Regions from separate parts of the Homo sapiens genome. Here region 2 is linked to region 1. A link is an interaction called in ENCODE POLR2A ChIA-PET data of the cell type or tissue named here. Cell type or tissue: GM12878. All regions are shown on one strand. Each heading gives the region's core, and the rest is flanking DNA. Links, peaks and the distances in the headings are about the cores only.

Region 1 (4,384 bases), core at 68-4,067:
CAGAGGCGCTCCTCTGCGGAATCCTGCAGCTGCTCCAGGTGAAGACGCCCCCAAATCCACACTCGCGCAGACGTCGCCTGGCACGGACCCTACCCCCTTCGGTCCGTCGGCGGTTCTCTTGGGTCGTCCTTCCTGCCACTCCGACTCTCCCCGCCCCCGCCCCGCCCAGCAGGCTGCGGTTCCTTTAAAGGCGCGCTGGTGTGGGGCGGCCCCTTCTCTCGGGGCTGGCTCGGGAGTAGCGCAGTCGCCAAAGCCGCCGCTGCCAAAGCTGCCGCCACTAGCCGGGCATGGCCATGGCGTCCCCGGCCATCGGGCAGCGCCCGTACCCGCTACTATTGGACCCCGAGCCGCCGCGCTATCTACAGAGCCTGAGCGGCCCCGAGCTACCGCCGCCGCCCCCCGACCGGTCCTCGCGCCTCTGTGTCCCGGCGCCCCTCTCCACTGCGCCCGGGGCGCGCGAGGGGCGCAGCGCCCGGAGGGCTGCCCGGGGGAACCTGGAGCCCCCGCCCCGGGCCTCCCGACCCGCTCGCCCGCTCCGGCCTGGTCTGCAGCAGAGACTGCGGCGGCGGCCTGGAGCGCCCCGACCCCGCGACGTGCGGAGCATCTTCGAGCAGCCGCAGGATCCCAGAGTCCCGGCGGAGCGAGGCGAGGGGCACTGCTTCGCCGAGTTGGTGCTGCCGGGCGGCCCCGGCTGGTGTGACCTGTGCGGACGAGAGGTGCTGCGGCAGGCGCTGCGCTGCACTAGTAAGTGTGAAGGCAGGGGAGGGGCGTGCGGGGAGACCGCAGTCTGGGGGCGAAGGACTGGGAGGGCCCTGGGGCAGGGAGAGAGGGGCCATTACACTCTTTGGCTCCAGGGGAGCCCCGAACATAAGGAGATAACAACCCCTGGGGACAGTCCGCTCCTTAGTTCCCTGCCCGGTATCCTTTAGTGCCTGCCCACTACCTAGGTATGGTTATGCGGTAGTTAACAGATACCTGTCTCCTGACAGGTGCGTGCCTTGGCCCTCCACACACACACACACACACACACACACACACACTCGCACACAGGTTGTGGGGGGTGGGTGGGTGATGGCCTCGGCGGCCTCTGTCATCTCCCTGTGCACCCTCATGGTTTTGTTGTGAGTTCTTGGGAGTGGGTTGTGAGACTGCTGTTGAGATGACCGTTTGACCCTTGCTTATTAGGGTTACTGACAAAACGCTTGTTTGTCCGCCCATGGTACAGGCTCAGACCTCTCCTCCAGGGGGACGTATTGGGACAGGGAGGAGACCTTGTTAGATTTTGGATAAAGGCAGGCTGTGAGGCTGAAGAGAGCCTGAAGTCACCCTGAACCCGTGCCCCCTCCTGCCTTTCACCTCTGGCCCCTCAAACCTTTGGACTCTGCTCCAATGTTTGGCTGTGCCCTGCCTCCTCCCCTTCCTCCTCCTGGGTTCCTGCCCTAGTCGTCATGCTCTAACATTACTCAGCTCCTGACAGGGTCCCTTCCTCTCCACAGCCCTCAGGCCCCTCCAGTCACCTCCTGAGCCAGGCGCTTCTCAAAGCCAGAAAACACTGGGCCCCCAGTGTATAGATTTTCTGAGCCAATCTTCAGTCTCCTTGGGGGTTTATTATTTTTCTCCTCCTACAGTTAGGGGTGTGTATGCCTTTAATAGGTGTCCACCCTCCACCCCCACCCCGGCATTTGCTCTTGCGTGTTTATCAGAGGATATCCACAGCCATGTGTTCATGTGTTTACATGGATATTTCAAATATCTGAAGCCCAAAGCACAGACAATGGCACAGCCTCTAACAAGCATCTCTGGAAATGGATTGTGGTTTGCATCTTTCAGCAAAGGCCCTTCCCCTATGGCAGCAGCCTCACGTCTCCCATCCAACTGCAGCGTTGGACAGCAGCAGTGATTTCCACATCAGGAAAACCCTACCCTTTTTCTGCCTGCAGTCTGCAGCGGAGGCTGTTCAATGTGCTGCCCGCTGCAGCTGGCTGCAGGGAAATAGAACTCAGACACTAAGCCTGGGTCAAGTGGAAGGGAAAGATTGGAAGGGCAAGTGGGTGCTGCTCTTTCCTCCACCAGAACCCCCAGTTCAGGTGCTAATTAAGAAGGAAGGAGTAAAGGTTTGTAGAGGTACATGTTGTGGGTAGAGGGGCTGCTGTCCCTTGGTAAATGCCTTTGACTACAGTAGAATCAAATGCAACTTATCCTTGGATGTGTTGGCAGCTTTTGCACTTTCAAGATTCCCTTACTGCATCCAACAACCCTACACACAGGGAGAGAGGCAGGAGCCTCACTGAAATGGGTTTTATCATAGCTGGAATCCCAGGAAATCTGCTTCGTTGGCATTCTAGTTTGTAGTTAGACTTTGGGGGACTGTATCACTTGTTGAAGATTTTGCACATAGTTTTGTGATTTTCTTTTTTTTTTTTGGTTTGGTGATAATGGTGCGTTTGTGTGTATTTGCGTGTGCCTGTGTGTGATACTCCATGACTAAATGAATTGATCCTTACGTCACATCAGAATTGTCGATCTCCTTTGATTAAGTCATACGTCGTTTCTAGTGGCAGGAAGATCTAGGCCCCCGGGCAGTACCTCTGACTTTGTGTGTGACTTGGTGAGGTCTTTTTACTTTCCTGGGCGCTCATGGTCCCCCACAGAGTTGGTTTAATGCTAACGATGTCTGAACACTGGAGAGAAAGCAAAACTGGAATCGAGGGGCTACAGAAAGGAGTCTCTGTTTGTCATGATTAATATTTAACTAATTGTGAACCTATGGCTGGATGGCAAAAGTTGAGAAATGTTCTGATGTGCAGATGAGGGCTGGCAGGTGGAGACACAGCAGGCCAAACTCGCTGAGCATCTTTCTTTAAGTTGAAGGTCTGATTCCATGGTGAGGTTGCTTTGTTTTATCTTCATTTTGAAAAGCAAGTGTCAGAAATAGGACTTTAAAAAAAATCATACTATGCAGTAGTTAAGAGTACAGACTGGAACCAGAGCCCTGGGTTTGAATCCTGACTACCACTTAGTCCCCACGTGAGTCCTGGACATCTCTGTGTTCTGCTTCTTTGTTTAAAAAAAATAGGATAATGATATTACCTACTTCATCATGTTAATCTGAGAATTAAATGGATTAATATACATAAGGCACTCAGAACAGGGCCTAGCAAAATGCAATACGAATGTTTAATTCGATATGATTGTTATTGTCCCCTCCCATCTAACAGCTGTAACAACTAGTCTGGGCTTGTGACACCTCCTAGGATTACCTTTCGAAGCAGTGAGTACAATTTGCGAACTCTGCCTGGTTGCTGAGCTAAGTGGGGAAGTGACTGCCATAGACATCCCAGAAAATTTGGGTATTAGGTGTCCTCTAGAAATGCCACTCCTACCTGATGTCCTGCTGTGGCTGAGGAGACCCTTCTTTGCCTGGCATAGGGGCCACGAAGCCATTGGCTCCTTGTCTTTGTGTTTCTTGCACCCAGCAGAGTGCCAGGCCCAGAGCAGGGTCTCACTATGTGGTGAGTGATGAAAGTGATGGCTTGTTTGTGCTATTAAATATCCCAGCCCTTGGAAACAAGCAGGAGGGCAGTGGGTATGTGAGTGACATCTGTCTGCCCAGGAGACTGACACTGGGTGGGAACCATGTTGGCAGAAGGGCACTTTAGTAAGGAAAGCATTTTGGAAAACACTCTTCCCACTGTCTGCCTTTTTAGCAAAAGTTCATCTAACCTAAGCTTACCCCACTTCAAGGTCTGTAACCAACCTCTGGTTAATGCTGGATTTGTGAACAGGGAAGTTCAGAGTTAATATTAATTTCTAGGATTAAAGAACTCCTAGTTGTGAGATAGAGAAGGAAATCCAGTGGGGATCTGTGGAAAGGCAGAGAGAGAACGAAAGGTCCTGTGAGCCCATGTGTGTGTTTTGGGGTAGGGGTGATGGTGATGGCGAGAATGCATTTCTAGCATTCTAGGAGGGAATGGTCAACAGCAAATAACCAGAGAAACTCACTGGCTGCCCTTTGGCTTTATTCTCAGGGACTTCCCCTTACAGATGACGTCCCTTAGTGTTCCTTCTGTAGAAGGCGCATGGAGGTGGCCTTTTACCTTTCATCTCATTTTGGTGGCTGCGTAAGCCATCCTGGACCAGGGGATGGTCTGGCACTTGGAGAAACCTAAGCCTGACTCAAACCCTCCTGGAGATGCTTAGACACACCTTGGCCATTGTCAGTGAATGCCACCTGTCTGCTCCTGGAGTCGGAGTCTCTCTCCAGAGGGGGCGTTATTCAGAGCTGTGAAGTGTTAAGTGATTGGAATTACATGGTTGAAAGGGAGGCCAACTAACCTCCCCACTCTGTGATAGATTTTAATGATGTGACTACAAGGCCCTGCCA
Region 2 (4,384 bases), core at 239-4,238, 420 kb after region 1:
AAGTGCCAGCTTGTAGGCTGGTTGAAGTACAGAACTCAGAGGAAAAAAGAAATTAAATTTTAGCTTTCTGGAGAGCAGCCCCTCTCTGGCACCATCAAACACTTCTTTGTTTCCCTTCAACTTGGAACTCTTCAAACATCAGGGGTTGTGAGGGTTTGGCCATTCTTTTATCTTGGGTCCATGTGAGTGACAGAAATGGTGCGGCCTGGGAAAGATCTCCCTCCTTTACATTTTCTCTTCTCCCTCCTCCTCCTTATTCTAAAACTGTGCCTCCAACAGAGGGGCAGGGGCTCTTGTAGAGAGATCCCTGGCCCAGGACAGGAGATGCCAAATCTAATTTATCTCACTGAGGGCCTTTGAGAAAAACGCTTCAGGGCCAGGCTCAGTGGCTCATGCCTATATAATCCCAGTACTTTGAGAAGCTGAGGCGGCAGATCACTTGAGGCCAGGAGTTCGAGACCAGTCTCGTCAACATGGCGAAACCCTGTCTCTACAAAAAAAAAAAAAAAAAAAAAAAATTAGCCAGACATGGTGGCCCACATCTGTAGTCCCAGCTACTTGAGAGGCTGAGGCATGAGAATAGCTTGAACCTGGAAGGCAGAGGTTTCAGTGAGCCGAGATTGTGTCACTGCATTCCAGTCTGGGTGACACAGTGAGACTTTGTCTCAAAAAAAAGAAAAGAAAAAAAGAGGCCGGACGCGGTGGCTCACGCCTGTAATCCCAGCACTTTGGGAGGCAGAGGCAGGCGGATCACGAGGTCAGGAGATCGAGACCATCCTGGCTAACACGGTGAAACCCTGTCTCTACTAAAAATACAAAAAATTAGCCAGGCGTGCTGGCAGGCGCCTGTAGTCCCAGCTACTTGGGAGGGTGAGGCAGGAGAATGGTGTCAACCTGGGAGGCGGAGGTTGCAGTGAGCCGAGATTGCGCCACTGCACTCCAGCCTGGGCGACAGTGAGAGACTCCGTCTCAAAAAAAAAAAAGAAAAAGAAAAACGCTTCACTCTTCCAAACCTCAATTTTCTTATGTGTGAAATGGTAAGAATGTGGGTTTATAATTACCTGTGTGTATGCTCATCATACATGACCCCTAAGGCCTTAGGACTCGAGACATTTTATGACCTCTCCCAATAGGGGCAGAGGTGAGCACCCCTGGTGAAAAGTTAAGACTCAGTGAGTATAAATACGCCAAGAAGAGCTGTGGCTTCTTTCACTGGTGTCCTCAGAAAGGCTGTGAGCAGTGTTGGTGGCATACCTGTCACAGCATCTAGCAAAGCACCTGAATTCTAGTATGAATTCAAATACATCTTTTGATGGAAGGAAAGAAGAAGAGGGGAAGGACGGGAGGGAGGGATGGAGTGGAGGGAAAAATTCTGTTGACATCCCATGATAAGGGTGCAGAGGGGCGCTGCACGTCTCTCCTTTCTGCAATCAGCTCTCCCACCCTGGTCCCTCTTCCTTCAAGGGACCCATGAGGACCTCTATTCTTCTCCGTACCTGAGGTTCTCTCAACAGAAAGAAGTTGCAAGTGGGACCTCCTCATGCCACCCTCATCCCCAATAGGAACAATTAGGCCAGGCTTTGATGTCACTGAGGAGGGGACCAGCACGCCTCTGAGGACAGTAGGAAAAACCTAGGCAGGTGTTAGAGCAGGGAGTGGGGTCCCCAGGAGCTGAGGGCCCCAGGATCGACATGATTCTGAAGGTGATTGTCATGGGTGCAGGGAGCAGGCGGCGACACCGTCTAGGCTTCCTGGGGGCCGTCCTGGGCCTCGGCGGCCACGGTGCTGGACTGGAGCAGGAAGTCTTTGTAGGCCATCTCGGCTTCCTCCTTGGATGACTAAGGGGCAAGAGGAGAGGCATCAGTGTTGGGGGCACTGGCTCAGTGGGTGGAGTCAGGGGAGGGGAGGTGCTTAATGTCCTGAATTCGTGATCTTGGTCCAAGCAACACAAGCCTTTGGGGCCCACTGTTCTCATCCCAGCCCCCATGCTCACCAAGAAGGACGCATTTTGAGAAATGGAAAGTTGCAGCCTCTAAAAATATCTTCTTCTGTCTCACTACCTCCTTCTGACACACGGAGTGGAACCGCCTCTGTTGCCCGGGCCTGTCCCCGGAAGCTGCCCACACAGTCCACGGGCAAGGTGGCCTAGGCTGGGGTCAACCACGGTGGTGTATGTTTTTCTTTCTCCACCAGCCCAGACAGGTAGCTTTTTGGCACCACAAAGTTAAAGGGGAAGGCTGTCCCAGGAATAACTCGTTCTAACTTTGCTAAATGCCAGAGATGTTTCAAGAAAAAGTAGATATGATAAAAACAACAACAACAACAACAAAAACTCTCACCTCGGGATTAAAGGCATGAGATGTTATTTTTCTTGGTCCCCTGAGTCCTAGGGCAGATTGAGGGGATGGTATATGGCACCCAAGGCAGGAGTTGCCTCTGGTGGGGCTTCAAGAGAAGTGAGCAGGGGCTTCTAGCCTCAAACTGCCCACCGCAAGCAAATGTCTCCTAGGCCCAGGCAAAAAGCTGGTCCTGAGCAAACCCTCAAGGGAGGATGTGTGGCCTGAGGTCCTTGGGTCCCCCAACCCAGGAAGAGCATCCATTTAATCACCAGCATTTGGCATTGTAGCTTCCCATCTTTTATGCACCTGCTTTCCTCATCTCCTGGCCTGCCTCTCTCCTGCAGTTTTACAGCCTAATCATATAGCTCACCTCCTTCCTGGGCCTTATCCACATCAGCATCCCACAACCAGTAAGATATAGTTCTTCCTCAAAAAGTCCTGAGGACTCCTGAGGACTATTTATATCATCCTCCCTATTCTGGGATCGGCCCCCATGTTGAGGTAGTTCTTTCTGAAGTCTAACTGCATCCCCTCATGCTGCATTTCTTTGTCATGTAGTGGGGCTTCCTTCTTCCTCCTCACCCTTTTTGCCTTCTTGGGTTCTTTGGTCTCTGTGGTGCTCTCAGTGGTGGCAACAAACTCTGTGTGAAGAAAGAGGGTAGGTTAGCCCTTACTAGCCTCCTTTTCCCAACCCAGATGTGAGACCAATTCTTACTCTCCCCAGGGGCTGAGCATTCCCTTGAGTGAGGGTCATACCTTCTTTTCCTCCGAGGGATGTCTCCTGAGTGATCGAAGAGGCTCCCATGTTGTCATTGGCTCCAAATTCCCTGGAGTTCTCGAAGTCTGACATGCTAATGTCTGTCCTGTAGCTTCTGATTGAAACTCGGTCTGTCCGGGAGGAAGAGGAGTTGGTGTAAGGACAGGGGCTGGGACCTAGAAGGCCAGGCTGGGCTGCTTCTCTCTGGGCGGATCCACTGTAGCCCTGCAGGACAGCTGAGGTGGTGCAGCTCTGACTATGACCCAGGGGGATGGAAATGATCCGAGTCTCCTCCCCAGTCCCTTTTCCTGGGTAATCAGGACTTGGTAATCCCTGATCTTTGTCACTCTGGGACCTTTCAATGCACAGCATCTCCTTTGGTCCTCACATCAGCCCCGTGAGGTCCTGATTATCATCCTTGACTTGAGCCATGAGGAAACTGAGGCATGGCATAAGGATGGCTCAATGTCACACAGCTCATTAGTTATCCAATTAGTCCAAGCCCAGGGTCTCCTGAAACCCAATCTCCTCTTCCTGGCAGCCCTGTCTCTGAACCTAGATCCTGGGTAATTGGAGATGATTTTCCAGTGTTAGTATTTGGACAGCAGCTCTGAATTTCAGTTTCGAGTATGTGTGGGTTTATCTTTCCCCATCCTGCTTTCTCGGGATCCTTTGTTTTAGCTCATGAAAAAGAAGAGACACAGCAGCTTCCTCTATGGGTGGATGATTCAGGACTGAGGGCTCGGGTTGGAGGTGGGAGGCAGGGAGTATCCCAGGGACTCACCGACGTTCTTCCTGTGCCGGGCTCTGGCCACCCCCACAGCCACGGCTCCCACTGCCAGCACCAGGCCCAGGGGCACCAGGGTGGAGACCAGCGCTCTGGAGCTTCCACCTTGTTCCTCAGAGCTGGAAGAAGGCTTAAGTTAGTTCATCCCTGGAAGGGAGATCTGGGGGCCCGACGATGTGCTGGCAAGGTTGGCTTAGTCCTTTTTCCTCCCAGGTTTATCCACCCCACCCTGCTGATGCAGCTCCCTAGCTCTGTTCTTCTAAGAAGCCTTCCCAGACTGGCAAAGGCACGCACTGGGCCTTGTTGCATCCTAGGCCTGGAAGATTGAACTGAATTGTAAACACCTCCCCAGCCATGGGAGAAGGGCAGAGGGTACCATAGGACCCTCCCACATATAAGCAGAGGTAGTAAGGGCTGCCCCAGTGCTCAAGAGACAGATGGGCTTTCCTCCTTGGACCTGGTGGCCCAGCCTCAGGTGCTCGGCTCTGGGGTGTTCTCCGA

The links. ChIA-PET counts read pairs that join two places held together with the same protein. Peaks named below come from ENCODE experiments on the same cell type or tissue, not always from the same donor. Only the 100,000 strongest peaks of a DNase experiment are listed, where the experiment ranks them.
Region 2: POLR2A ChIA-PET joins it to region 1 with 12 read pairs; 2 of 35 experiments call an interaction of 5 or more read pairs at or near these places.

Annotation. Positions count from the first base shown.
Region 1 is chr1:206,507,316-206,511,699 of GRCh38, forward strand. RASSF5 (Ras association domain family member 5) reads left to right here and starts at 216. Exons shown (of 6, transcript NM_182663.4): 1 at 216-744. The coding sequence starts at 288. LOC124904493 (a long non-coding RNA gene) reads right to left here and starts at 92. Exons shown (of 2, transcript XR_007066830.1): 1 at 1-92. RefSeq lists silencers at 132-491, 532-621. In GM12878, for the core only: no CTCF peak of the experiment used is centred there; no DNase peak of the experiment used is centred there; H3K4me3 peaks cover 1,170 bases; H3K27ac peaks cover 50 bases.
Region 2 is chr1:206,928,576-206,932,959 of GRCh38, forward strand. It overlaps PIGR (polymeric immunoglobulin receptor), which reads right to left. Exons shown (of 11, transcript NM_002644.4): 8 at 3,881-4,002; 9 at 3,096-3,227; 10 at 2,922-2,980; 11 at 1-1,838. The coding sequence ends at 1,743. Among named protein-coding and RNA genes, the nearest start is that of FCMR, 8.8 kb to the left of the region's middle. RefSeq lists enhancers at 1,027-1,076, 1,547-1,836, 1,763-2,263, 1,887-2,456. In GM12878, for the core only: no CTCF peak of the experiment used is centred there; a DNase peak (open chromatin) is centred at 1,886; H3K4me3 peaks cover 922 bases; H3K27ac peaks cover 3,452 bases.